6 separate regions of the Mus musculus genome follow, and regions 1, 2, 3, 5 and 6 are each linked to region 4. A link is a loop called in an ENCODE intact Hi-C map of the cell type or tissue named here. Cell type or tissue: heart. All regions are shown on one strand. Each heading gives the region's core, and the rest is flanking DNA. Links, peaks and the distances in the headings are about the cores only. Region 1 overlaps Ttc28 (tetratricopeptide repeat domain 28). Region 2 overlaps Ttc28 (tetratricopeptide repeat domain 28). Region 3 overlaps Ttc28 (tetratricopeptide repeat domain 28). Region 4 overlaps Ttc28 (tetratricopeptide repeat domain 28). Region 5 holds the start of Hscb (HscB iron-sulfur cluster co-chaperone). Region 6 overlaps Ttc28 (tetratricopeptide repeat domain 28).

Region 1 (4,762 bases), core at 424-4,423, 81 kb before region 4:
CAGTCAAGCTTATATTTTGCAATCGTTTAACATAATGATCCAGGTACGTGAGCCTACAGAGCATGCTGGACTTGTAAGTCAGTGATTGTGTTATGGTCATAGACATAGACATAGACATAGACATAGACATATACATATATGGTCATATACATATACATATATGGTCATAGACATATAGACTAATACATAAAAGGAACTGAATACTTGAAAGAATTTTTTAAAGTGGGGACACAATTAAACCCAGAAGATGACGTTACAAATGGCTCTCCTCCCAGCAGTGGCTACTTCCAGAGCCAGATGATGGTCCCAAGAGACAGAGAAATATTTTCTCTCTGACAGTTTCTAGTTGCCCACAGAGATATAGAAAAAGGTTCACCTTGGGAATGATATCATTCCATGGAAGCCTGGAAGGAGCAACTGCTTCCAAGATGCATAAGACACACACACACACACACAATCATCTTAAAATAAAACAAAACAGATAGAAATTAGAATGAAATCCCCAGCTTGGAATATCAAGCACTATCTTTCAAAACTTCTGACACAGTAGGACAGCTTTTTTTGTACACTCCTTTTACGTGGTACAGGCAAGCCCTGGAGCTCACTGCCAGGCCTGCAGGATGGCATGAGAGCATATACTGACATCTATGAACACTTGCTTAAGCCTGTTCTCTTTACAGTAACATGTCAGTTGAGTTACATATCTGCCCACTGAGTTACATATCACACACACACACACACACACACACACACACACACACACCAGAGACAGGTGTTCTGTAGCTTTCCAAGGTGGGTGTAAAAGCTGCTTCTAATTATTTAAAGAATTTAACACACTATCCTAGAATAACGAAGAATATCTGTTGCAATATTAATTGCATTACATTAAAGGTAACCATGTACGTGTGTATCTTCTGCTATGCTTTAGTTAAAGACACCATAACTTACAATAGCCATGCATGCCACTCCTTTAAAGTCCCTCCTTCCTCACTGTTGGCATCTGGTTTATGCCTATGACAGCCCGTACTTGCATTACCTGTACCTTTGATGACACTCGAGCAGCCTAGAGTGACATCTCCCAGTATGGCTCAGAAGCCACCTCCATGTTGAGCCTTAAGGAAGGGACACTGGCCATGGCGGAAGTAAGGATGCACACGCGAGTGACACAAGGACTCTCAGGCCAAGATTCTTTTAAAATATGCTTGAAAAGGGTGACATGGAAAACCAAAAAGACCATGCAAAAACCTTTCAGCTGATACTTAGCTGGGCCCAAGAACCTGCAAGCATCAAGGAGCCTGTAGGGTTGCCCTGGCACGCTGGAAATACATCAGAAAATAACAGACTTCTGATTGCTCATTAGAGGTTTAAACTGTTATAACTGTCACTTGGGTGTTCCATTGATTCCCCAATACCAATAATTACTTGATAATCACACAAATTCTGTTTTTAAAATAATTTTGTTTGCTTCTTTCACGTGAGTGTTTTTCTGCAAGTCTGTGTATATACCACATGCATGCCTGATACCCACAGAGGCTTGAAGAGGGTGTCATCTCCTGGAACTGGAGTTGCAGCAGTAGTGAGTCGCCATGTGGGTCCTGGGAATTGAACCTGGGACCTCTGGAAGAACTCCCAGTGCTCTCAACCACTGAGCCATCGCTCCAGTCCCTGTCCTAATTATATGCCACACGCCAAAGCAGTCTGGCACAGGGGTAGGGAATTTCACAGTGGCAAGGGAATATGGCCCCCCTGACCTCTCTTCCTCTCATCCCAAAGCTGCTGCCCTGACTCCAGGCTCGGAAGCAGCTAGAGAGCAGGTCACTCGTCTATAAACTAGGGGGGGAGGGAGAATAACAAAGGAAGGCTGACATGTAACACCTCCCTGCATCAGCACCAGTTGTATCCAATATATTCCCTGAATGTACCTGAAGCGCACAGAAACTAATGGGTTGGGGAAGGAGCCTCCCAAGACTGACCCGCCTACAGCATCTCCTCGACCACACTCCCTGAGCAGCAGGCCTAGGTGCAGACTCTTTTCTGACATGAAGTCCCCTCATCCTCCCCAAAGCCGGCCACCTCACTGACTCAAGTTTTAGTCAGCGTGGTTTAGTCATAATACCTTTCTGTATCAAAATAAATAACTCTAACCAGCTGGTCTTAATATTGTAGGAACTAAAATTAAAAAAGAAAAACCCACAAAAGCCACAAATATTTGGAACCACGAAGGAAAATGTCAAGCTATAGCCAATAAAGCTCTAGTTAGCAGAATTTTCAAAGGTAGGTCCCAAACTAAAACCTCACGGGATGGAAGAAAAAAAAATGTCGCTGCCAAAATGTTATTACTCAACCCCTAAAGTCCCTTTGCAGCACATGGGGCTATCGAGTGCTTGTGCCAGGTCTTTCTCCTTCCCAAGCCACCCTATCCTCAGAAGCACAAGAGGCTGGCGGCCACTGGGCCTGCAATGACCTTTTATGGCTCTGCTGTGCCTAAGGCAAAGCTACTTTGAGAGTTTGGCAAAGAAACTCATTTTCGGTTGTTTTTTATTTTTAAGAGGAAACATCATCACAAAAGCATGACTGTCTGGTTTCAAAAACAAGGAAGGCTTCTCAGGGAACTAACACAGCCTCTTCTTCAAACACATCCGCTCTATAGAAACCAGAACCCCAAACCCAGACAGGAACCACGAAACCACAGGTTTTAAGGTCTACAGAAGTTACACAGTCTCTCCTCTTCATCTCAAACAAGATCATATATTCTAATGTTTAAAACAAACGTGAACTCATTCAATATTAAAACCTTCCTTAGAAAAAGGTTGCCATTCAGAGGCTAATTATTTCTCACAGGTGTCTAGGTCCTTATTTAATCTTCAGGGTGGGAGCTGGTAGTCACGTGATTTGTATTCGTGGGGGTGGGGGAAAGGACAGCAAATGTCAGGGATGACCTCAGACAGGCTGTGGCCTGCGATCTCATTTAATCTCTAGAACTCTCTGGGAAGCAGCTAGCAGTAGCCCTTCCACACAACAGAACATGAGGTTCAGAGGAGCAAGCTCAGGGCATCCGGTCTCTGCACAGTGTTTTATACTTCAGCATTCTTCCTGTGGGCACACCACAGACTTGTCCAGATTGAGTGCTGGCATTTTGTGGCACCCCTGCCCTCATGCGTCCTGCCAGAATCGGGACACAACTCAAACGACTGTGGAGGAAGGCATGGCCTGCTCCACATTCGTCTGAACACTGAAGCTACTTTCTGCTTACTAGAAATGGGAGGGGGGGTAGGATCGACAGCAGCTACACACTCTCGCCAGATTTTGCAAACAGGAGATCCAAGCGGGCTGACAGTGGGCCATGGCTGCCACCTGCTATGGCAGGAAGCTGACAGCAAGAACTTGCATGCCATCCTTTGTGTACCGGGAGCACTTCTGAGCAGTCTGTTAACACACAAAGTAGGAGGGAGCACCGGTCACCAGGGCAACGGGAGGAAGGAGAGGAAAAGGAGGAAGCAAAGATGCTGGGAACGATAAGCAAGAGGTGAGGTTCGAGAGGTGAGGGGACACGCACACAAGCACACTGCGTGGCACGGTAGTAAAGGAGAAAAAGAAAAACAGAAACGAGCCAGATGAGGAACAGGGGAGTGAAAACACGGCAGGTGGCCGGGACAGAAGGTGAAGGAAACGCTGGTGAGAGCGACTGCTGCTTCCTATTCAGTCCAAGGGCCTCCTCCACTCAGGGAGCACCCCAGGCATGAAAAACGGCACCCATGGACACTGAGCCACGATGTAGATGTATACCACACCTCGAGCGCCACACACGCTCACCGACCTCTCTCCAACCCACCCAGGGCAGGTGAGGACCAATCAGAAGAAAAGCAGCACTCTCAGCATCTTCCCTCAGACCACCAGATTGCTATCAATCAATCAAAACCAAATTCACACTCCACTCATCAGCAACACACAGGAGACAGACAGACATCTCCCCATCACTCCAGAGCCCTGTAAATCTGTACCTTGGCCAGATCTGTACTCTACCTAATGCTTGAGATTGTGACTGGTGGTTACCCTGAAGGGAAAATGCTTTACAGAAAACAGCCATTATTCTGGAAGACAATAGGAGTGACACCCCAAACCCACAGACATGTCTTAACTGGGTACAGTGGCTCTCGGGGCCTTCTCTGTGCTGTTCAGCCTTGAAAGGCAAGGTGTGGCTGAGAGGCTGGGGGGCAGCTGCTGTTCTGGACTTTCAGGACATTAGTGCAAGCCCACTTAGAAGGCCTCCCAAGGTTAACTCTGTAAAGGCCACAGAGTTTTCCAAGTCTATTGTGTGGAGAAATGGAGCTTTGGACATCCTTAGAGTGAGCTCTCACCTGAGAGGAGGTGAGACGTTCCTGTAGCCGTAATAATTGACTCCCTCACAGTTGAATCAGAAGAAGACAGGCTCCCCCACAGTAGGTGGACCCCACTATTAGAGGGCTGGTTTGCAAACACTCAGACTTTTCACTCACAACCAGATGCTACTTGAGAGGTACAGACCACCGCCAACCGATCAGTGGCTTCTGATCCCACACTCCCCAGTCAAATGAATACAGAAAAGCAAAATGTCAACCTCTTCAAACATGTCAAGTGGAAGTCAAAGTGACAAGCTGGAGGACGGGGGTGGCAGTGTCTCTCCTGTGTGATTCTCTGATGCTCACTCCTAGGAGAGGCACCCCCATGCTTTCCTGCCTGACATTTCCTCCCCAGCTCAAGCTCAAGTGGGTCCTGTGCATAA
Region 2 (4,762 bases), core at 512-4,511, 280 kb before region 4:
TCAGCATAGACTTCTGAGGGCCTCTTGGATGTCACTACCTGTGTCTGGGTCACACACACTGCCCAGCATTGTGGGGCTGACAGAACCAGAAACTTCATGGCACATGGGGCTCCTATCTACCCAGGAGAACCACTCAGCCACTGGAAAACAAAATTCTGCTGGATTCACAGTGATCCCAGGATCCCTTTCTCCCAGTTCCTCAGTAGAACCTAGAAGGGGCTTCCCCTGAGTGTCTCTGGAAGACAGCGTTTGCTTGTCATAGGACTGACTCTGGGACCATAGGGGACACTGTGCTCTTGGATGCTGCCGGGCCTCAAGCCCATGGCACTGGCTTTTCCCTCCACTCTGGATGGGATTTTTAAGGGTTTGTGACAGCCCCATATCACATCATGCCACAGGGGGAAGGTGGGTGTGCATGTGTGAGCACGGAGAGCATCAGGCACCCCTCCCAGATAGGAGCTCTGGGCCTCACAGACGACCGTGAGCTCCAACTCTTGGCTGTCAGGAATCATGAGCAGTTACAGCAGCTGAGCTTGGCTGCTTGATGTCGAGGCCCTCCTAGAACACTGTCATTAAACCTCGTGGCAAAAGCCAGGTAGGAGAGCCTGCTCCACTGGGAGCAGTGTCAGAACAGCCAAGGGAAGGTAAGCTTCGAGACAGCCTTCTTGTGCTGCCCTCGCCCTCAGAGGTACAGGTGGTGACTCGGAATCACTCAGGATAGAAGCTCCAGGCTCACCAGGCAGCTGCCCCATCCCTTCAGCTTTCCGCAGCACGAGATCCCTCACTATACACTATGTATGGGTTCATCTTCATTGGATTCTATCCTACAAAGCACAGAAGGACCACCTCAACCGGAATGGCCTTCCAAGTCCATTCAAAGCCCTTGTTCACCAAGAGTCCAGGAGTCCAAGAGTACAGGAACAGATGTGCCGGAATGCCCCCAGGCGCTGTGTAGGAGGCTTATATGTGGGTGTGGTATGGAGGGGGTGTGGCACGAAGAAGAGGAAACCTTCTGAAGTCTCTTCAGAGCCTTCTGTCCCCCCCCACAATTGCACGGATGAAAGTCACAGTAAAGTGCTGAGTGACTTCTGAAACCCCTGTGTAAGGAGGAAGTCACAGTGACCACTGAGAAGGGAGTCCCACAGCTCAGGAGCATACTGGGCAGAGCCCTCAGAGCTGCTCTACACACGACACCCCATGCAGCACAGCAAATACGCACTAGATAGCTGCAACAGAATTGTGTGGTATGTAGCAGCTTTGTGCAGGATTCTGACTCTAGGCAAGCAGCCCACCTTTAAAATTTATGCACAAAAGGATTCCACTGAGAGCCACCAGACCCAGTCTACTTGGTTTGAAAATGAGACCACTTAACAGTGGTGCCCCAATTTTGGGCAACCCCTGGGAGAGGGGCATTTGTGTAGAAGACAGTCTCTAAAGAAGCGGTGGCAATCTCTAGAGTTATTGGCTATTCTCTCAGTCTTCCTTGGAATAGTCAGTTGAATACCCACACTGGTTAGGGGAGTCTGGGGAAAAGGTGGCCGGTACTCCTCCTTGGGAGTGGTTAGGATAAGCGTCCACACCCTTGCATTCAGGATAGAGACCCTCTGTCTCCAATGAGCTTTGGGTAGAGGCAGGTTCCTGTCTATACTGCTTTCCTGCCTGAAGGCTGAGTGTCTGCCTGGGGCACTGGGGGGTTCTTCCCCTCTCTCCCTCTAATTGGATTTTCTGAAAAGACCTGCTCCCCTCCCCACCCCCCAGACACCAGAGAGGCCTCCGCACAGAAGCGCCCTTCTTGTCTTTTTCTGCCACATTAACCCAGTAGGGGGTTTAACAGCCCGGCGATTTTGAGAAGCTGTCGTCAAGTCATGAAAGCCCCCAAATGCAACTTAAATGGTTATTAGCTGGTGGGAAACATCCCCTGCTTTCTAATACTGCCATTTAAATAACAATAATAAAGAAAATAATAACAGTAAGTGTAAATGCCCTGCCTTCTTAGCTATGATTGTACCTACCACCCACAGTCCACCGGGCCCTGTAGATTTAGGATTTACTTAGGGCCTGGGGTAAGGGCATGGCTTTTGGTTCTGTGGAGCAGCCTACTTCTCCAGCCAGCCAGCAGATGTCGCCCAAGTCATCTCTCAGCTGCACTGGGAGCTTCCATGGATAAATTCCTTTAAATCACACACACACACACACACACACACACACACACACACACACACACACACACACACAGAGCCAACAACAAGCCACTGCACAGACAAAAGAGCCAAAGGGTTCCTTGCTCTATTAAGAGCCACAAAACATACATATTTGCCAAATGGAAAGGTGCAGAATTAATTGGAAAAGAGGTGGGATTGATATTCCATGTCTCCCTTGGGGGTTTTATAATTAATAAATATTTGTGAAGCAGGCTTTGGTAAGTATTGAGGCAACGTAGATGCGCTAACAAAAGCTAGCTTTTTCAGGCATTACGACCCCTGCAGGGGACCAAAAAAAGGAAATGAAGACTGGGGCAGTGCCACCAGCCAGTGCCACGGCTGCTGTGGACTGGGCCTTTCTCTTAAATGACTGCCTTCCTCACAGTGACCAGGAAGGCAGACCTTACTGCTGCATCCAGGGAATGAAGGAGCCTGGGTTAGACCAGCATCATTTCCACCCCTTTCAATGGCCACACTGTGTTCTCTGAAAGCCAACAATTGTACAATTGTATGACAAATGTATATTTGCCTTATGCCTCTGACTCCCTAGAGGAAGTCACACAAACATGACCACTGTCTTCGGGATAAGTAATGAAGTGCAAGCTGTGTGGGTGATGAGAGAAAATGATGGTTTGGCTCCAGCATCTAAAAGAACACCCAGAGCAGTTTTTACCTCCTTGTGTCTATCTGATACTTTGTTAAAGTCCGCAGATGTGGCCACTACTGAATGCAGCCTGCAGCAGTGGCGGCTGCCCTGGGGCTTTATCCGTCTTTCTGGTGAGAAGCAGAATTGCAATGTCTTCACGGATACAACAGGTTTCTATGGTTACACCAGACATAAATATATTATATGTCCTGTGTCACGTGGAAGGAGCAGCCAGGCGCTGTGTGCAGAAGACCCCCAGGGGGACAGCACTCATGTGAATGGCTCTCTGCAGCCAGCTAAATATTTGTTTCTGGCTTTGCAGCAGGAGAGGCAAAGGAGCTGCTCAAGAGGCTGCCTACAGCACTCACAGATGCATCGGCCTGACAGCCATGCTGCAAGCCAGCTTCTGCTCTGTGGGGCTTGGAAAGCAGACACTGGTGAGAGCCAAGGGGCAGAGGCCATGCGTGTCGTGCCTACTGGGAACAGGGTGGCCTGGCTTCTCTTGGTGGTCCTATCTGCACGAGTCCCTCTGGATCCAAATTATTCTACCAGGGCTCTGCAGGTTTTTGTTATTGTTGTTTTGTTTGTTTGTTTCCATGCTTAAAGCAGCACAATTGGGTAGTGGCTTGTTGAGAAACCAAATAAGAAAAGTAGTTTCCATTCAGGGTGGGACAGGGGACTTTGCATTGAGAGAAACAAATCCCTATGATTCCACGGGTGGGGGTGGGGCACAGAATGTTGGAAAATTAATGCAAAGAGCAAGGGCAGTGGCAGCTTGAGTTCTGTAGGTATTTTTGTTGTGCGAATTGCAAAGCAATGCTCCAAGAACAACTGCTGCCGCCTGTGTAGCCCATCCTCTCCAGCTTACTGCTGGGTCGCAAATCGCTGACACCCCCCCCAACTCTGTGGGTGCAGGACAGTGGTCGGTTTTGGGGCAGGTGAGATCCTTCCCTCTTTTCTGCTTTTCTCCCCAACCCACACGATGGGTTCTGTATGACTCCAGCTAACATCCAACCCCTGATCCTCCTGCCTCAGCTCCTGAAGCTCTGTGTCATCTTTTCCCATGTAATGATTAGAGAGTAGAAAGTACAGGGCGACAATGCCTAGGAAAGGAAGCAGCAATGTGCTCTGCAGACGTGTCTGCTTTGAGGAGCTGCGCACATGTTCACAGAGCAGAGGGTCTAGCCTGCGGCAGGACACACTGGTTTTCTGGCCCGGATGAGTTAAGGAATTCCTCCCTTAGATGCAAACAAAAACACTCTGATGTGCAGTGGTCAGAGGTTGGCTTGAGCTCATCTCTGAGACCGGATGGACTAAAGATCTGCGCTGGTATACACTGGGATGAGGCCTCGCAGTGAGCCTGGGCCGACTTGAAGACCTGCACAGATCAGGCTGAGGCTGGGCCAAAGATTCCTCCTGGGTCTGAGGCGGTCTCCGCTGGCTGATATGTATGCCACACACGGTGCAGAACCAGCGTTTCTGGGCCAGTGGAGAGCGCCAAGCATGGCATTTGGATTTGATTTTTAAAGTCAGCATTTGAGGCACAGCCCAGAAGAAAGAGCAGAGGAGAGAGGATCGGTTCAAGGGTAAGGCGGGGTTTGACAGAGGCAGAGTGGGGGTGGCTTCCAAGCCATGTGCTAACCCTGACATGCAGCCGGCTTCCCGCCAGCACTGCCACCCCGTCACTAGTTACGCTGCTCTGTACCACTGGGTTGTTCTGGGCTCTCTCTAGACAACCCATGTCTCTTCTCATGGATAACAGTTCTCTGGGTGCCTTTTCCATAGAGGAGTGAGGCTCCCTTAATAATCCCATTCAGTCTCTTACTGACCGGCCAACATTTTGGGGTTTAATTGCATAAAATCTCAGATCCCTTCCAGGTCTTAAATGGAATCGTGGTGTTAAAAAAAGAAAAAT
Region 3 (4,762 bases), core at 322-4,321, 290 kb before region 4:
GTCCTCAGGGGCCCTCTCCAGTCTCTCATCTCTGCAGCTGCCCTGGGCAGGGCAGGGGTCAAGCTTTGTATGCCACTGGACTTGCACTATCACAGAGATCCAGCAGGTGGCGGTAGATCACTGTCTTGCCATCCAGTCCCAGCTCCACTTGGGACAGTGACAGCTAAGTCCCAGCTCCACTTGGGACAGCTAAGTGACAGCTCAGCCCCAGGAAGAGGGGGTTCCTTGGCTATGAACCCACTTTAGAGGACTGCAGAGCACAGCAGCCTGTGCTGTGCAGGGAGGAGGCAGGGCAGGTGCAACCCAGGGCGTATTGTTCACACACTGTTGGAAGAGGCGGCTGTCGGCTTGGTGTGACTAAGCCTGGTCTCCCCTGACAGACGCTGCTGTGCCCCTGAGCCCACCACCTTCCGCAGAAGCTTGGGATGGCAAGGGAGCTGGCATCTGTCCCTCCTGACACTGCTGCTCGGGGGCAGCATAGGGGCCCACTGACCTTACCTGTGCTTGGCATGGAGAGGTGAGACTACAGGCAGGGGCAGTAGCCTTCTCACCTATCCATGACAGCAACGTGGTCAGCCCTTTGCAGAGGCTCTACACCCCAAAGCAAGCCCACGGGGCGTTGCTCCCTGTGAGTTCACAAGGACCCCTCAGATATGTTGGGAGGAGCTGTCCGCAGGGGCCAGAATGATCCTGCTTTGCGCCTGGAGGAGCCTAAGCACACACAGGTGAGTGCTTGCTGGAGCTTTAGAAGCCCAGGGCCAGCATCTAAGGAGGGTGAGTGGGGTCTGGGAGACTGGACCACAGACTTTCCATCTGACAGGTCAGATCCTGTGCTGCCTCTTCATGTAGCTACGAGGCTCTGGGTGACTGCTTCTTCCAGGCAGCTGGAACAGCTGGATTCCTTGTAAGCCTGCTATCAGTGACAGCTATTCCATTGTTGCCTGAGAGAGCAAGCCAGAGGGACTTTCCTCCAGGGCCAGTTAGAGAAGGTGGGGCAAGCCTTCCCAGTTTCCTTTGAACCGTGCCCTTTACAGCTATGGGAAGAAGGGTCAACAGAGATCAGGGAAGTGCTACATTGTGCTGGTGCTTAGAGGCATCAGCTGAGCATCACAGGTGCCTTCTCTTTGCTGGGGTGGTACCTGACCAAAGGACCCTTCTATCCTTCCCCCACTCTCCAGTTAAGTGAGTCAGGCACATGTAAGTATGTAGTAGCAAGGTAGCCAGCACCTCGGGGGTGGAGAAAGAAATCCTAGAGCAAATCCAGTCTCTAGAGATGTGCAGCCCAGGGCGGGGGTGGGGGTGGGGTTGGGCAGACAGACCCAGAGAAAAAATGCAAGGGAGCAGGCAAAGACCTCTATACCCAAAGCACCAGGGAATCTTCGAAGAAGAGAGTACTCAGCTAGGAAAGCCAGACTTGGTCATGTCCCAATGCCAGGCAAAGATCTGGAGTCAGTAATGACAAGCCTGGGACTCCTCTGGGCCATACAGAGGGGACAGACTATGGAGAGAGTGGATGGCAGGGTCACGTAGAGGCTATCTGACTCCACTTAGCATCCTGAGAAGGGGTAAGACTGTGTGAGTGGGGGTCTGGAGACCACCCACTTGCCTCAGGGTATGGGTGAGGGATGAACCCCATCTTGCCACCACTCTGTTGGGAGTGACATGTCACGTAGTGCTGGCCACCTTGCAAGGCCCTCTTCCAGGATTGCATCACCACTCCCTGTGAACGGTGAATGCTCAGGCATGGGGTGGGGGTAGTCAGCATGGGGACCGGAAGCACCTGCAGGCCCACCTGCACACTGGCTCTTGTCCTTCCTAATGCCACGACCTTTAAATACAGTTCCTCATGTTGTGGTGACCCCCAACCATGAAATTATTTTTGTTGCTACCCCATAACTGTAACTTTGCTGCTGTTATGGATCTTGATGTAAATATCTGTGTTCTCTGATGGTCATAGGTGACCCCTGTGAGAGGGTCATTTGACCTCCGAAGGGGCTGACACCCACAGCACTAGCATATCCGGCTGGGGCTGGAGTTACCAGGCATGGGCTGTGGGGGGCAGAGTTGGGGTTTAGCGGCATCTCCAGCACTCACTGTCACCTGCAGCTGGGGAGTGTCATCCCTGGGACAGGGCCTCAGGTAGGGAGCTTCTGGGGCTGCTGAGCTGAGTCCACCTCCCAGTCTTCTATACAGTCTTGAGGGATTAGCATATTGTAGACAGGAAAGTGAATTAAGAAGTAATGAGGAGACACTCTTGTCTCCACGCTCAGCCTCGCTCTTGCCTGGCAAGAGGGCCATCAGCCATGCGATGCTGCCCACATACCAGGAAGCCAGCTGATGTTTGCAGAGTGGTCCTTAATTGCCACACTGAAGGGACATGGTGGGGGGGGGGGTCTGTGCACATGTTAGGACTGAGAAGGTGTCTACTAGGTGTCAACTACAGCCTGGTGAGGCCTGCATCTAGTTTTGGGCTTGCTGTTCTTGATCACAAGCCAAAATCTTATCCCTTGCCACCCAGGTGGAGAAGATGCCAAGTCTAGCCCAACCCCACACCTCCTTGCATCTGGCTGAGTCCTTCTAAGACAGAGGGACACCCCCACGGCCAAGAGGGAGGGAGGACCAGCTTGTCCCTCACGCTTTTGGCTTCTTTCCTAAAGTTGCTGGGCCCTGGGAAGGCAAACACACTGCTGTCACCCTGATAACACAATGACAGGAAACCAGGCTGCTACAGACAAGGTACACAGTGCCTACATGTAGGGCTGCCAAGAAAGGCTACCCACCCAGTCTAGTCCCTCTGGTCCCTCTGCACTCCCGAAATAGCCATCATCCCTTGAAGACAGGAATTATGAATTCTGACAAAATATGGCTAACATAAGCCTGGGGCCATAGCAATTTCACCCACAACCCACCCATCTGTTAAGTGGCAGGGAACTGGGTCAGGGTGGCTGGATGTGGAGAAGTTCATTTCTGGGCCACTTCTGTCTCCCACCCTGCTGGCTTCTTGGCTCCTTTTGGCCTCCTGAGTTGTAGGCCTGAGAGAAGCTGGCAGAGAGGTGAGAGCTACTCAACTTCTTCCTGAGGCTGGGCAGGCAGCTCAGACTTGGCATGGCAGGCCAACAACCCTGGACTCCACTGTATTAAAAACAGGAAGGTGGAGAGCCTGCACCGCCTCCATCTGAATTGTTGGTACAGAGGCAAAGCACCAGGCTTGCTGCTATAGCTCCGTGTCCCACGGAAGGAGCACAGGGACACGTGCTGCAGGGAGCACCTTGTGTTTGGGGCTGAGCGCCATCCATACCTGTGCAGGAGGTTGTTGTGGCGCACCATCCTCAGGAAGCCCGTGGGGTCGGTTACCGAGTTAAGCTGCTTGTTCATCTCCTCCAACTGCTGTTCCATGATGTCTCCAGCTTCGCTTTCTGTCTCACTGCTGGCACAGGCCCTGTGGAAAACCACCAGAGAGGCGCCATTACTGTGGAGTCGTCCTCCTGATGCTAAGCGCCCCCACTGCCTTCCACATTGTGGCTCGCTGGTGCCTGTACCGTCTACACAGCAACAATGAACTGTGCAGATGGAGCAGTGTTTGAACAGTGTGTGCCCTAGCATTGAGCACATGCTGGAGGAGCAGGCACTCTGTCCAGGCTGTGTTTTAGTGGGGCAATCCCTAGCACAGGTTTATTCTAATCCATTCTAGAAACATTTGCTGATCACCTGTACTGTACCAAGCATGGGGCTAGTCTGAGATGGGGAGACAGTCACGGATGGTTTTGATGGATAGCACTGGCTTCTTGGGTCCCTTCCCTGGGTGGAACTTGAGTATGCGACCAGTTTGGAATTCATTCATAGCCCCCTCCCCCGTGACAGACATGTGCAGCAGAGCCCTGATTTATAAATAAAATGACTACAGGCTTGCTTCATGTCCTGCTGTGTGCTGTGCAGGGGGATACAGAGGACCACAATGATGCCCAAATCACCATCCCACCATTCTCTCTGCCTATGGCCTCCTGGACCCAGACTCAGCATCAGGCCCAGGTCACATTCACATCTGGAAATGTCCAGAGTGAGACCTTGGGGCTCACACGTGAGGGCCGAGTCTCCAGTGTGACTTATATTCTCCAGAGCTTGCGTCTCTATGTGATTCATTCACACTTTCTAGAGTCTTAAATGTTCCTTGTTGAAATGACAGAGTAGTCTTGTATTCCTGACCCCAGCAAACTGAAAGAGCAGTTTACCCAATAGCGAGAGTAAGAAAAAGTACACTAGGTGGTGGTATATGCCTGCAATCTCCACTCTTGGGAGGTTGAGGCAGGAGAGTCGTGCGTTCAAGGCCTGCTTCGACCTGCTAAGACCCTATGTAAAAAAGTCTCCTTTCATTGAGCAACTGGTATGTAGCAGATCCTTAGCTGGGGCTGCCCTGGAGAGGCTCAGAGATGGTGCTGATGATCATGGAAACCTTTACACAGGAATAGCACTCTGTACTACTATGTTCCCCAGTGAATGCTGCAGGAGCAGCCAGGGTGGGGGTGAGATGGGAGTGCCAGTGAGCAGGCAGGAATCTGCCACAGGTGCTGTGTGGAAAGCCTTCACCACCGTCTGGGCCTGGTCTTGGTCACTCTTCTGACGGCCACAGTAGAAGAGACAGAAGGATCATCGGTAGGCAGAGTTTCAGACAGAACTAGTTGCAGCTCGGCAGGGAAGGTAGGGAGGCTTCAGGATGGGTGTGGCCAGGAGCAGTGGAAGGGAGGCCCTGGTCATCTATGCCGTG
Region 4 (4,762 bases), core at 449-4,448:
GGTGTTCTCCCTAGCTCCATTCAGACCACACAGTACAGCACCACTCTCTATGTGGGGTGTGAATAGTCTGTATGGATCCGTTTGGTAAACCACCTGACGTGTGACTATACCACCACAAATGTGTTAACAGACGCAGCCAGAGATCGTGGCAGTGGTATGTATGATCATTTGAGTATTCTGGAATGACTAAGAAAATAAACGGAGTCTGCTGAAGGCTCGGTGATGCCTGCTGGAGTGAATAGCATCTTTCCCAGAGTAGCTTTCACGTTCAGTGTACAAGAACTGCTCTCAAGCCACCAACAAATAATCACACACAGTCGGACAGCTCGGCCTCTATGAGCTCTCCAGACTGATATCTGGATCCTCATACCATGATGCCTTGTGACTGTGAATACAGAAAATAGACACAATCTCTGGTATAGCCATCTAAACGTCACGGCATGAGTAAATACTGCAGTGAATCTTAACACTTGAAACAGAATCTTCCAGAGTCCAGAAATCCACCTGGCTGCCAAGAATAATACTTCCGTGGTTCGAGCAATCCCAGTGCCCAGAGGGGTTTTCAGTGACATAACCGTATGAGTTACTACATGTTGAGTAAAATAGAAAAAGCAGGCATTTGTGGATGCACTGTTTGCAGAGATCTCTAAACTACTCTTGATGATTGCACAAATGTAGAAGATTGTAGGTCTATGCAGCATCTGTTTAAGATGTTTGATTATATGGGGTTTTCCTGTGTTCTCATGGGAGGAGGGGGCAGCATACACTTTTATATCAGTCTCATTGAAGGAAGCCCTATGATGAGAACCGAACAAATATGTGAGTGATTGTGGCTTTGGGCTGAGGTAGAAACAACTGCCACTGGATAAAATCGAATCAATTAGATACCAAAGAAAACCTTTGCATTCGCCGGCCTATAATGAAGCGCGGTTTCCTCGGCTCCCTGGCAGTCAAGCCAGCGCCGTGTCGTCTCAGTACTTCACACATGATTTCTATTTCAGTTCTGATGTCAAACCCGACATCTCACATCACGGCACAAAGAAAGAACCAGTTTAGCTAGTTGAGTGAAACACCAGACAGCTGCTAGCAGAGACAGGTCACGGCTGGGGAGGGGCACGGCACATTCAGCTCGCTGTGTTTTCCTTCAGAAGAATGTCAATAAAAACCATGGCCAAATGAGGTATTGAAGGGAAAGTCCCGCTATGCCGTAAACCGCTGGGTTAACCTAAGAGTGGCAGTCAGGCAAGTTTGCAAAGGAGAACCCTGGCCAAAAACACGGGCTGCCAAGAACTTGAAGAAAGCTGTCTTTCTCCCTCGGTGTCCCAAGGAAGGGACCGGTCCCACATTTAGAAACGTTATTTCGGGGACCAATAGCAATTTATTTTGATAGAACCACTGCATGTTTTTTCCTCCGGTTCTCAACAAAGGAGCCATATTAGGAAATAATCTTGCAAAAAGCAAAGTACCCCCTCCCCCTTGCCCACGATCGATGCACACACGCGGCGCACAATGGCCGGCGCGCCCGCACTCGCCCACGCGGCCGCAGGTCCCCGCAGCCTCCCCGCCGCAGCCCCGGCGCCCGAGGCTCGGCCGTCGCGGGGAGCCGCTCGGCGCTCGCTCCGGGGCTGCCCGCCCCCCAGCGGGGCCCAGGGGAAGCGGCTGCCAGCGGCCGGGACGCCGGTCCCCGCGGGGCAGGGGGCGCTCCGACGCCCACCTGCGGGCCTAAGCGGGGCGGGCGCGCCGCGGCTCCGGGCCAGCACGCGGGGCTGAGTCTCAGCTGTCACCCCGCCGGGCCGCGCGCGCCCGGAGGCGAGAACTTGGCGGGCGATGGGCGCACGGACCCGGATGGCCCCGGGGTCCCGCGGGGCCCCCTCCCCATCAGCCCCACCGCCGCCGTCGCCGCACTCACCTTCTTCCGGGGCTGCCATTTCATCATATTTGTACAGCCGACCCGGGACACATCAAGAGGTGGGCTGGGGGCTGGGGGCAGACGCAGGGCGGCGGCGACTGCAAGTCATGCTGCCTCCTTGCACCCCCTCGTTCTTTCCCCGATAGGACAGACAGTCTTCGTCTTCGGTTCAGCGCGAAGTGCCGCGGCCACCACACTCTCCCACGGGGCTAGGACGTCCCGGCGGCCAGAGGCGCGCCCGGGCCGGAGCGGGGCATGTTCCCCGACCCGCGCCTGCGAAAAGGCTCCAGGCAGGAGCTCTGGGATGGGCCGCAGACCCCTCAGAGCAGAGACCCACGGCAGAAGCTGCCACAGAAACCCGGCCGGGCTCCTGCCATCCAAGCCCCTCTTGGCGAATTCTCCTCTTCTCCAAAAAAGAAAAAGATTAGACAAGCAATCAAACCCTCACACGCAGCCTGGAGCAATTCCCAAAATTCTGGGTGTATTTCTCGTTTGTAAAAATTTAGCAAAGAAAATTCCAAAGATCTGTAATCAGAGCTTCTTTGCGCAGTTTTCTGCTTCTTAGACAACTTGGGATCGGATCTGCCCTTCCGAAATGTCCACCTTCCCTGAACCTAGTAAATAGGAAAACTTGGTTTGTGTGTTTAGATTTTTTTTTTCTTAATTCCCAAGAACCTAAGTGGGGAAAGGCTGGAAGGAAATCCTGCAAGAACCTAACTCCACAGCTCGGTCTGCACTAATGACTTCCTTCCCTTCAGTGCGAGCACAGCCAGCCCAGCTCCAGCCACCACAGCAAAGAGTTTCTGGGTCTTAGTGCCACGACATTTACACAGCAGAAAAGTGAAGCTACAGTTCCATATGCGTCCACAGGCCGGCTCCGAAACCTCTCAAGAATTCTTATATTTGTATGAGCTACTTGGAGAAGTAAAAGGGGCAAGAGTCCAAATCAAACTTCCACAGAGGGGCTGGAGAGATGGCCGCCGCGTGGCTAACTGTACTGAGGACCTATTCCCAGAGGACAAGCCATTGCCTGGGATTCGACCTCCACTGACTCCTGCATATGACTGTGAGACTCAAACAAGCAAAACACAACATAAATAAAATAAATTTTAAAATTAATCTTTTTTGAAAGCCCTAAAAATTCTGATTTAAAGAAGAGATTTGAGATCTCGATCAAAAAAAAGTTAATCAGAAACTTTATCATAAATAAACTTATATATACATTTTATTTGCTTCTCTAAATTAAACCGCTTTTTAACAAAGTTTTACTATATAAGTAAGGTGGGTCTTGAACTTGTGAAATCAAGCCATCCTTCCATTTCAGCCTCCTGAGTAGCTGAGCAGGAACTACAAGCACAGACCACCATGCTTGAGTAGCACTGATTGTATTACTATAAAATATTGCAGCCGGGCAGTGGTGTACACGCCTTTAATCCTAGCACTTGGGAGGCAGAAGCAGGCAGATCTTGGAGTTCAAGGCCAGCCGGGGCTACAAAGAGAAGCCCAGCCTGGAAAAACCAGATAGATGGATAGACTGGACAGATGACTGATAGATAGATAGATAGATAGATAGATAGATAGATAGATAGATAGATAGATAGATAGATAGATAGGCAGATATAGATGGCCTGAGTTTTATTCCTCTTTTGTGCAAAAATTCCATCTTATGGATGCTGACTAATTCATGAATACAAGATAGTATATAATACTATTATCATGTATTATCCAACACACCTGTTGACTGCCATTCCCCCTTAAGGTTATTTTGGTAGATGCTAATACAATTGGCATTAGAAATTACTATTCTACTAAGGGGTGCCCACACTGTTAACTGCATTCAACATTCTTCATCAACTATCAGAACTACTTATGCAGGGAATCTGATGCAGCAGGGCTGTGACTAAAACACCCCAAATAGCCAACCTCCAGTGACTCTCACTCACTCCACCTTCCATGGGAGGCTGCTTGCTCAACTGAAACACACAGACAGCACTTGAGAACTGGAAGTCAGACCCACAGGACCTTACTCCAGAGCCTAAGTCATTACACACTCAACACCACAGCTACATGCCACATAACCCTGCCATGTCCTTGCACAGCTCCAGGGACTGGAACCTGATTGGGGTGGTAAGGGAATGAGGAAAAGACAGATAGATGGACACCTGGGGTCAGATGGTCTGGGATCTCTGATGGAGAAACCTCAGCTCCCCAGAAGATCATTGTGTTTAGTATCTGGAGTTGAACAGAGGTGAGGTTCCTGCCTTCAGATGAGCAACGAGGTGAGGTTATTACAGAGAAGCAAGGAGGTAGGGCCCATGGTCTGCACCCGACCAAGGAGACACAGTTAGCAATCTCAGTTGGAGCAGTCTTTGCAGGCGAGCAGTCTTCAGGCCTTAACCATCCAGAGGAGAAAGCTATTGTGGACCTTTTCCACACACATCATCGACACTTGAACTCAAGTCCCCTGGAGAAGGCTGTGCCAACTCTCTGACCCTGAGACTCATGAGTCTGAGTCATGGCTGCGCCTGTGTCAAAGCACATACTCACTCACTCAGGGCTCTCTCTGTATACTACACACCCCTTGTCGTCACCGTACCCCGTCAACCCCTTTCCTGGGTGCTACAAACACAAGGAAGAGTCTGCTCCAAATCATGACTTCAGCCACAAAGAAAGCCAACATTTTCAGTGTACTGTGACATACTCAAATTGTTCTGGCAACTTCCTATACATATCCTACTCGAACTGAAAATTCCCTATCGTCTTTCCTAAAATCAGCTCTCTTCCCAACAGCCCTAGCTTCTGACCATGATGTCACTATGTTCCCAAGATCACAGATTCCTGCCACAACATTCC
Region 5 (4,762 bases), core at 456-4,455, 140 kb after region 4:
GCTGGACCACACCTTCTGCTGGCAGCCTATATAATGGGCATGAAAAAAGGAAGCTTTGCCAGTTTGATCTCGCTCTTACTGGCAAGTTCATTCCTTCACTGAGCACTAGTGAGCATACTTTTTTTTTAATTTATTATATGTAAATACATGGTAGTTGTCTTCAGATACCCCAAAAGAGGGTGTCAGATCTCATTACAGATGGTTGCAAGCCACCATGGTTGCTGGGATTTGAACTCAGGACCTTTGGAAGAGCAGTCAGTGCTCTTAACCACTGAGCCATCTCTCCAACCCCCTAGAGCATACTTCTACAAGATAGTAATGTATACTAAAGACCAACTAAGACATCCTGCCTGGATTCTTACTGGATTCTTACACCTCCCCTGGGTAGCCATTGTTGAATTAGCTGGACCATAGCATGTAAGCCACTCTAATTAGTCCCTATATATACATACATACATACTCATTCTATCAGTTCTGTTCCTCTAGAGAACCCTGACTAATACAAGTATCTTTCAAAACTGTCTCAGAATGAGCTAGGTCTCCACATTCAAATGAATAAATTTGAACCACATATGGTCGATATGTGTAATCCCAACTGAGACAAGATCAATGCAAGTTCAAGGCCCCAAGGAACTACACTGTGAGTTCCAAGCCCACCTGGGCTGCAGAATTCCTTGTCTCACAAACAAACTAGTAGAGCCTGATAAAAATGTGTGCCTATAAACCCAGCACTTAGGAAGTAGAGGCAGGAAGATCAAAAGTTCACAGCCAGGCTGAGCTACATAGTGAGTTCAAGGCTAACTCAGGCTACAATAGAATCTTTTTTCTGAAGAAAAAAGAAAAATTTGAGGCTAGCCTATGAAATTTAGCAAGATTCTATTTAAAAATAAAAATAAGGTAGCCAGGGATAGGACCTTGGATGTAGTTCAATGTAAGAGCTCTCTACTATGTGTAAGGCCTAAATCTGATCTTCAGTATGAACAGGGCCACCAGGAGGAGATAAACTCTACCACAGGGGCCCTGAGACTTCTGCTGCAACAACCTAACCACCTTCTTTTTTTTTTTCCTAACCACCTTCTTTAACTGTTTCTCTGAACACACACTATATCATATAACAAAGTGCCTTACCTAGATTGGAGAATCCATCCTGAAGAGCCCATAGCCGAGCCCAAGGGGCAGGACCAGGTTCTTCAGGTTCTTGGTCCTCAGGAATAGAACAGAGTTCCTGGGTAGACACTGTCTCCAGCGAGCTCAGAGTCCCAGAACTGGAGTGCGAGGACTGGCTGGAGGACGGCACTGTGCCGGTAGAGGAGCTGGACGAACCCTGATACTGTGAGAGCTCGTGCAACTGAGAAGGAGTGCCTTGGGGCTGGCTGAAGCCACCCTGGGACTGTGAACAGGAAGCACTGTCATGAGCCTTCGAGGAGGTGCTGCTGTGGGACTGATGATGACTCTTCATATCCGACCTCGAAAACAAGAGTCCAACAATAAGGAACAAGGCTCTGGATTCGAGAGTGGAGAAGGGGAGGGAGCAGGAGAGGACTCGGCAGGAAAGTGCACATACTATTCTTGCAGAACCCAAGTTTCCCTACGTTCTCAGCACCAAATCTGGCAGCTCGAGGTTTCCTATAACTCCAAAGTCAGTGGCTCTGTAGTGGATCTTGGCCTCTGCAATCACCAGAGCTCACACTTGCACTTTCCCACACAGATAACATAATTAAAAGTAAAGTAAATCTCTACCCAAAATTAGTCATGTGGCTGCTATAACTCAATGGTAGATGGTTCATCACTTCTCCAACAGAAGCAAAGTACTGGATCCCACTCCCAGTATTGTCAAACATACAAAATGAAGACAGTTAAGGAGTCAAGAGTACAGTTCCCAGCACCCACATCCAAAAGATCACAAACACCTGTAATTCCAGCTCTTGGTGATACAATGCCCTCTATTGGCCCCCGTGCGCACTGCACAGACTTAGACACGTGATTAAAAAAAATACATAAAGAAATTTAAAGGAACGGGCACATTATGACCACCTCAAAATGAAAGACAGGCCCATTCATGAGTGGGGAGAAAAAAAAGTGACCATAGCAAAATCCCAGGATTATGAATAGAATTCCAGAGGCCACTTACAAAGCATTACACCATCTTCCTTCATGTACAGAAGCTGAGAATGGCTTGGTTGTCTCCTATCCATTCCTTGCCATCCTACCCCTCACGTATGCTGAGTATGCAGACGTACCCTCTTCAGTTCCTGCAGAGCCTAGCAGCGAAGATCGGGTTCTCAGTAGGTATTTGGGGAAAGCCATCTAGGGGCTGGCATGAACATTTATAATGTTCGTTATGAAAACTACTTCGCTCTGGCAACGAACAGCCCGGCGTTGTGCCTTCCTATGTGCCCAGACCTGTTTCAGCTCACAAGGAACAAGGAAAGTGAACTTCCCCCCCGCTTCCCCCCCGCGCGCCCCAAGGGCAGATAAAAAGGAAGAATTGACTATGCACAGCGCCCCCTCGCTCGCACAAGAAAGCAGACAAAGCGGAAGCTGCAGAGGGCCCATTTGCACAAGAAGCATGAGAACGGTATTCGACTCCTCAAACACTTAAAGTTTCCCACTTATGACTCACCGCGTGAGACCACCAGGAGCCGCAAACACTGCACAGCCTCCGCCAGTGGAGTGGCGCTAAACCTACGGATACAAACTCCACCCTCAACCAATCAAAAAGCCTTCCTCCCCGGCAGGACCAGTAAGAAAGCCCGAAGATGACTGCCGCGATTAGTCTCAAGGCTTGCTGGGAGTTGTAGTTTAACATGCAGAACGGGACTCGACGTCTTGGTTTCCCGCGGCTAATCCCGCCTCCTCGACTCCCTTAACCAATCAGCAGCGAGACGGTCTTTCCTCCTTTCCCTCGGGTCTTGCTACCTAGGTCAGCGAGCGGCCGTCCCAATGTGGGGATGCGGAGCCCGTGCCCTGCTGGGTGTGTGGGAGGTGCGGCTGGCAGGGTTCCTGGGAAGGAGACTTTTGGGCAGCAATGCCGCCGCGGGGAAGAGCATTGCACCGCAGTGCTGGAACTGCGGTCACGCAAGGGAAGTCGGGTGTGGGGATGAGTTCTTCTGCTCACACTGCCGCGCTCTGCAGCCTCCTGACCCCACTCGTGACTACTTCAGCCTCATGAACTGGTACGGGCGGCGCGTCGTGACGGGAAAGCAGCTCGGGCTTCGTAACCCGAGCGATCTAGGCTTGGGGCCGCGTCTGCGGGGCTGTAATTTCCAGCCAGCTTGGGGGGGTCTGAGGCTGAGGACCACAGTTCAAAGCCATCTTAGGCAATTTGCCGAGACTGATTCAAAACAACTACAAAGATGGATAAGTGTAGGCCATAGGTATAAGTAGTACCTAGTGAGATTTTAGGAGTTTTCCTGAGACGGAGAGGAAATAAAGTTACAGACTGGAGAGAAGATAAGGGTGGAGGCGGGGGTCAAACAGGAGTGAAGTTGCAGATGCCTGTCTGTGATCTAAGCACTTGTAAAGTGGAAAACACAGGTTCAGGAATTCAAGACTAGCAGTAGCTACAAGGACCTTGTTTTTAAACATCAACAAACAGAAACGGACAAGTTTACGGTATAGGGAGGTTTGAGGGCTGAGACTTCTGGAAAATCCATTGGCCAAACTTACAGGAACTGGGAGAGGTTTTTGTTTGTTTGTTTGTTTGTTTTTTAATTTAGCCTCACCTTGAAGTCTCGCCTGGCCTGCCTGGAATTCCACCAACCCCCTCTGCCTCACCAATGCCAGGATTAAAAGCATGCTAGACAACCGTAGGAGATGATACCCCACTTGGAGGCCAACCACACAAATAGGGAACATCTCATCGCAAATAAATTATTTATTTAACGGAGAAAATAAATACAAAACAAGCCAGGTGTGTTGGTGTTATGCCTGTGAGTCCAGCACTCAGAGGGTACAGCTGAGCCTGTACGTTTGATGAGACTCTGGGCTACATGAGACTAGGTCTCAAAAACCGAAAGCAATTAAGAACAAAACAAACCTAGTGTAGTAGCCTATGTCTAAAATCCCAGTGTTCAGTAGGCTGAAGGAAAAGGGTCAAAAGTGGGAACCCAACATAGGCTAAGCAGTGAGACCCTGTCTCAAGAAAACAAAAATTTAATTCAGGCTGAGAATTTGAGGGAGAGACACCAAGAAGTGTTCTCTGTACTTTGTCCCCCCCCCCCTGCCTTTTCTCTTTTTTTAAGACTTATTGATTGTATGTAAGTACACTGTAGCTGTCTTCAGACACACCCGAAGAGGGCATCAGATCTCATTACGGATAGCTGTGAGTCACCATGTGGTTGCTGGGAATTGAACTCAGGACCTCTGGAAGAGCAGTCTGTGCTCTTAACCACTGAGCCATCTCTCCAGCCCCTCCACTCTGCCTTTTTCCTCCCCTGTCTCAGAGATTGGAGAGGTACCGAAGTGTGCGCAGAGTTGAACTAAAGATTAAAATGGGAGGGCCCGCTGTGGCTGTACTCAACTATGATCCCAACCTCCAGACAAAAGCAAAAAGATACAGAGTCCAGTTTGCATCCTACAGTCAGGGCTGCACAGTAGCAGACTGCACAGACTCAGTTGGAATCACTCCCTGGAAAGAAAGGAGTGCTGAATCCTTACTTCATAGTGGTGATAAAACACATCCTTGTATTAGCCAAGGTTTGGGTTCAAATCCCAGGACTATGCTTTAAAAGAATAAAAAAAAAAAAAAAAAAAAAAGCTG
Region 6 (4,762 bases), core at 500-4,499, 230 kb before region 4:
ATCTACATGGCTTTGTAGAAGAGGTTGGGAGTTTCTCCTTTAGGTTTCTAGGAGAGTGAAACACTTGTGCTGACTCCTTAAGTGTTTCGTACATTTATCCTTCAAAACCGGCAAGAGATCTCAGTGAGAGATTTCTTTTGGGGGGAAGTTTAACTATAAACTTGGCTTTCTAACCAGGTTGAACAGTCCTTAGGTTACTGCTTTTCAAATAATTGCTCCACATTATTTCAGCTGACAAATATCTGTGTGCATCCTGTGGACAGGAGGTGTGTACCACCCTCTCCACTTCCTGTGTACAGGCAGTGTGCGGCACGGTCCCCACTTCTCTCTAAATGCCTGCAGGTCAACACTGATGCCCTTCACTTCATTCCCAGTATTTGTGACTCATGTTTCACTGCGGATTTGTGAACTGTATCGACCTTTTCAAAGAGCAGCTTTTATTTTTATTGATCACTGTTTTTTGTCCTTCTGTTTCCCTATTTGCTCGTGGGCTTTGGGTCACTGGTTTTTGCTTTTACTTTATAATGTCCTTTCTCCTGGCCCGTTTGCTCTCCTAGTTTCTGCGGGGGAAGCAGATGATGGACTTGAGGCTGTTCCTCTCCTGGTACCAGGATCTCCCTGCCATTGCCGCTCCAGCCGAGCCCCACACATTCTGATAACTTATTGCTTGCACTCAGTTCTGCACATTATCCCTCTCCCTCCCAATGTTCGGACAGACCGATGGATGATGTGGGTACACTCCTTAGTTTCTCAGTGTTTGCATGTTTTTCCAGCTCTCTGGTTTGGTTCCATCGAGTTTGGACAACATCCTCTGTGTGACCTCAAATCTTTCTAATCAGATTTTCTTTAATTTCTCATATGGCCCAGGATGTTAGCCACCTTGATAAATGTCTGTGTCTGCCTATATCCTGATGGAATGTTGTGGAGATGCCATGTGTTCCTGTTGGTCCAGGTGCAGGTGGGAAAGTCTTTCAGTTTGCCTGTATTTCTGCTCTTACTGTATTCTCCGTCCTTCTTGGTGCTCCAAAAACTCCTGCTTTCGTTCCCTTTCTGTATAAAGTGCTATCTTGCTATTGTCTTGGTGTCTTAGTTAAGGTTTTACTGCTATGAACAGACACCATGACCAAGGCAACTCTTCTAAGGACAACATTTAATTGGGTCTGGCTTACAGGTTCAAAGCTTCAGTCTATTATCATCAAGGTGGAAGACTGACTTCCAGGTAGCTAGGATGAGGTCTTATAGCCCACATCCACAGAGACACACCTACTCCAACATGGCCACACCTCCAAATAGTGCCACTCCTTGGGCCAAGCATATACAAACCATCACACTAGGAATGAGTCTGCTGTTGACAAATTCTGTTGATTTTCCTCTAACTGAGAATGTCTTGATTTCCATTTTGGTGGGATACAGGATTCCAGGCTGACATAGGCAGATTCTTTCAGCCCTCAGGGATCATTCTCTTTCCAGTCTCTTCTGAGAACTGCACTGCTGTTCTCTTGCCCCTCTTATGGTTTCTCCCTAGGGTCTAGCTCCGGTTCCCCAAGCTTGACTACCGTGCATCTCTGTGTAGCTCTGCAGGGAATGAGGTGCTGAGAACAAAGCAGTGCCCTAAAGACTCCCTGTCCATCACTCCTTTCCTGGTTCCTCCACTAGATCTAGCTTTTCTTAGATTGTATCTTTCTGGGAAAGGGGATCAGCTACTTCTGGGTGTGGGTGTGAACCAGCTCCAGCTCTATGTGGCAGTCACATGTCTACCATTACACTCTTTCACAAGATAATGGAGCAAGTGTCTTAGGCTGGCAAGATGGCTCGGTGGGCAGAGTGCTTGCTGCCAAGCCTGAAGGCCTGAGTTCCAGCCCCAGGATCCACATAGCAGAGGGAGAGAAGCAATACAAGTTGTTCTCTCACCACACACGTGTGCCTATGCACACACATGTGAGCCCACGTGGTAACTCAGGTCTTAACTGCCGAGCCATCGCTCTTTCCCTGGAAATGCATTTTAAAACCGCAGCTCTCCTTCTGAGGAGTTTAGCTCATTCCCTGGAATAGATCGCAGCAGCAAGTGTCTCACACACACAAATCGTTATGATCTCAAGATACCATCAGAATTGTTAGAGCTTGCTTTTATGAGTGTTTAATACTGTAGATGGGTGGGCTGCTCGACTCTAGGGAAGAGACCCCCAAGCCCTTCAAATGTTCCAGTGGATTCCTCACTGCCACCAATTAAACAGCAACGCCAAACGAAGGTTTGCAAGTTGGTGTTCCAGGGGAGCTAAGGGGCTAAGAAGCAAGTGCGTACGAGAAGGGCCTGATTGTCCCGTGTGCATCCCCAGTATAGAGTCTCCATCAAGATGCCTGTCCCGCCAAAGCTGGTGCCTCCTTGACAAGAGGTGAGGGCAACCTGAGACGCCGAGCTGCTGGTTGGACTTGGCCAGTGACACCTTGGCTTTAATAGTTTGGGAAAATCCTGCTCATCACCGAGACCAAACAAGCTGACTGCAGATTCCACCCTCCACCCCAGGCAGAATGTGAGGAGGCCATGTGTGTCAGCTGCCACTGCATCCTGAGCTCTCCGCCACTAGGCGGCATTGCCTCTCCAAACAGCACATAACTCCATGTGCATTAGAGATCTGATGGGGCTTGTGTTCCATTAGGAGGAAATCAATATTGTTAAACTGAACTCAAAGGTATGAGCAAAGAATAAAGGATTGTTCAAATAAATGGAGATAACAATGACCATCGGTTCCCAAGCACAGACACAGAAGCAAGCATGAAGCATGAGACTCCACGTCCTTCCGTCCACTCCTTCCTTTCCCCGAGTTTGGGAAGGGATGGGAGATCTAAAGGGATTAAAGACGGTGAGAATCAAGATGCTGCCCTGCCTTCTGTGAACTACCCCTTGTCCTAAGGGATGCACAGACCCCAAGGGCTGATGCTGGGTACAGGGATGAGCTAAACTAGCTGGAAATAAACCTCAAGCAACTCACATGGTAGACTGGGGGAGGGGGGCGGTGTGCAAGGCGGGAATATGGAAGGAAATGCAAACAGCCTAGATTGGAGCATGAGGTAACAGAAAACAAAGCCTGCTTCTGAGGAACATTTACAGCTCAGGGGGACCTGGGAGGACAGACAGACAAGCCTGTGGGACAAAGACAGATGCCCCACCACAGTCTGTTTTTGAGTGAGCAGTGTGGGTGGGGTTGGCTGTCAGAATCAGGGGCACTGAATGAAAGCTTACTTGAGTGAGATGGTGCCCTCTGCAGGAAGGAGGAGAGGAAGCCTGCTTGCCTGGAGCCCCTCCCCACCCGGCTGAGAGACAGCTCTGTAGTTCAAATTCCTGACTCTGAGCTGAGGTCCCAGTCTCCCATCTCTGCAGTCCTGTAAGCTCTAAATTGCTTGAGCCTCCCATATCCCCAGAAAGGTCCCTTTCTCCTCCCAACCTTTTGGCTTTCTGGCCCTGAGCTTCCTTCCCATCTTCCTCTGATCTGTGGTTTCACGCACAGAGGCTAGGACCATGAAACCAACTACATTCAACCAGGTGGTCTGTGTAGAAAGACCCACCTACAACATGCCAGCAATGTCTTGGCAACCGTTCAGGAAGGTGGCTAAGGAAAAGCTCTTGTTCCTGGGGAGATCTGAGTGTGGCTCCAGCTATTTGGGACGCCCTAAACAGCATGCAACCATGTAACCTCCCTACCCATCAGGTGCAGAGTAGCTGTGGGGTCAAGATAAAGTTGAGAGCCACAAGGTCCCATCAGCACAAGGTGGACTCTGATGGGAAACCTTAAAGCAGGTACAGCCTGGGGGTGGCTGGGAATGATATACCTGTGATCTGAAATGGCCCTAGAGATGAAAGGGCTGCACATGGCTCTGTCTAAAGAGGCTTTAATGTTGCTGTGAACTGATACTGTTCACACCGACCCACCGATCTCAGCCTCTGGAACATCTGCTTCCAGACTGTCGATCCTTCAGAGGGCGTAGGTCAACCCAAGTGCCACACAGCATCCCAGTAAGAGCTCCATCTATTAGCACTGCCTTTCTGGGGTCCCTGAATCATTTCACAGGCTATACACACACAGCACGGTCATGCTACCCATGACCCAGACGCTCTAGAAATGGCTGCAATCTTCTCAATAAAGGCAGGTTAATTAAATACATAACTAAGTAGGCATGGCTTTATAGCTCTTTTACTTATTCATATAAACAAACCTATAGATCAGAAATATGCATTTCTTCAGGTCAGATTCCTAAGACTTGATTTTTTTTTTACACTTGGAGAAACAGTTACTGGAATTATTTTTCAATTATGGGTTTATTAGCTTGGCCCAAAAATCTAAGACTGGAATTAATATTTTAAATGCAGAAGAGGAGGGGGAAGAGGAGGAGGTGTCCTATCACTAAATAACATGAAACATTGTTGCTATTAAGTCTCAGGACTGTGGTTCTACAGGTCAGCAAGGAGTAAAGAGCAATGTTGGCATTCGAACCCAAGACTGTAGTGGGTCTGACGCTGCTTGCATCCTGTAGCTAAAAACGGGTTCCTCAGTGTGAGGTTGCCTCCTACGAGCAGATGCCATGTGAACCTTCTCCCCATTTCAACTGGTCAATAAAAGGCCAGCGCCTGTGATTGGGCAGAGCCTCGAGGGAGTAAGACAGGACTGGAGGTTCCAGAGGAGGTTCCAGGTTGGGGAAGGGAAGAGGGCAGACACTGAAGAGGAAGCTGCCACGGACCAGACTCCCACTGCAGGGAGAAACAAAA

Evidence for each region. Peaks named below come from ENCODE experiments on the same cell type or tissue, not always from the same donor. Only the 100,000 strongest peaks of a DNase experiment are listed, where the experiment ranks them.
Region 1: it touches region 4 in a loop (2.0-fold over the local background); 6 of 42 quality-filtered maps call a loop at or near these places.
Region 2: a loop joins it to region 4, with 3 times the contacts of the local background. A loop is called at or near these places in 13 of 42 quality-filtered maps.
Region 3: a loop joins it to region 4, with 2.9 times the contacts of the local background. A loop is called at or near these places in 13 of 42 quality-filtered maps.
Region 5: it touches region 4 in a loop (2.8-fold over the local background); 5 of 42 quality-filtered maps call a loop at or near these places.
Region 6: a loop joins it to region 4, with 4 times the contacts of the local background. A loop is called at or near these places in 16 of 42 quality-filtered maps.

The regions. Positions count from the first base shown.
Region 1 is chr5:111,057,388-111,062,149 of GRCm38, reverse strand. The region is part of intron 2 of Ttc28 (tetratricopeptide repeat domain 28); the gene reads right to left. Among named protein-coding and RNA genes, the nearest start is that of Mir701, 56 kb to the right of the region's middle. In heart, for the core only: no CTCF peak of the experiment used is centred there; DNase peaks (open chromatin) are centred at 1,709, 2,449, 2,949 and 3,549; H3K27me3 peaks cover 3,972 bases.
Region 2 is chr5:111,254,677-111,259,438 of GRCm38, reverse strand. All of the region lies in intron 12 of Ttc28 (tetratricopeptide repeat domain 28), which reads right to left. Among named protein-coding and RNA genes, the nearest start is that of Gm35628, 22 kb to the right of the region's middle. In heart, for the core only: a CTCF peak has its summit at 2,077 (motif pointing right); a DNase peak (open chromatin) is centred at 2,102; H3K27me3 peaks cover 2,175 bases.
Region 3 is chr5:111,265,212-111,269,973 of GRCm38, reverse strand. It overlaps Ttc28 (tetratricopeptide repeat domain 28), which reads right to left. Exons shown (of 23, transcript NM_001267622.1): 13 at 3,299-3,439. Among named protein-coding and RNA genes, the nearest start is that of Gm35628, 33 kb to the right of the region's middle. In heart, for the core only: no CTCF peak of the experiment used is centred there; DNase peaks (open chromatin) are centred at 693, 746 and 2,623; H3K27me3 peaks cover 359 bases.
Region 4 is chr5:110,976,553-110,981,314 of GRCm38, reverse strand. All of the region lies in intron 2 of Ttc28 (tetratricopeptide repeat domain 28), which reads right to left. Among named protein-coding and RNA genes, the nearest start is that of Mir701, 25 kb to the left of the region's middle. In heart, for the core only: CTCF peaks have their summits at 1,675 and 2,783; DNase peaks (open chromatin) are centred at 1,074, 1,914, 2,704 and 4,394; H3K4me3 peaks cover 2,576 bases; H3K27ac peaks cover 1,450 bases.
Region 5 is chr5:110,837,910-110,842,671 of GRCm38, reverse strand. Hscb (HscB iron-sulfur cluster co-chaperone) reads left to right here and starts at 2,895. Exons shown (of 6, transcript NM_153571.2): 1 at 2,895-3,176. The coding sequence starts at 2,944. It overlaps Chek2 (checkpoint kinase 2), which reads right to left and starts at 2,689. Exons shown (of 15, transcript NM_016681.4): 1 at 2,624-2,689; 2 at 1,129-1,466. The coding sequence starts at 1,459. RefSeq lists an enhancer at 4,062-4,091. In heart, for the core only: CTCF peaks have their summits at 1,955 (motif pointing left) and 2,619; a DNase peak (open chromatin) is centred at 2,821; H3K4me3 peaks cover 2,898 bases; H3K27ac peaks cover 2,366 bases.
Region 6 is chr5:111,206,589-111,211,350 of GRCm38, reverse strand. The region is part of intron 6 of Ttc28 (tetratricopeptide repeat domain 28); the gene reads right to left. Among named protein-coding and RNA genes, the nearest start is that of Gm35628, 26 kb to the left of the region's middle. In heart, for the core only: CTCF peaks have their summits at 2,579 (motif pointing right) and 3,270 (motif pointing left); DNase peaks (open chromatin) are centred at 2,557 and 3,230; H3K4me3 peaks cover 547 bases; H3K27ac peaks cover 235 bases; H3K27me3 peaks cover 1,182 bases.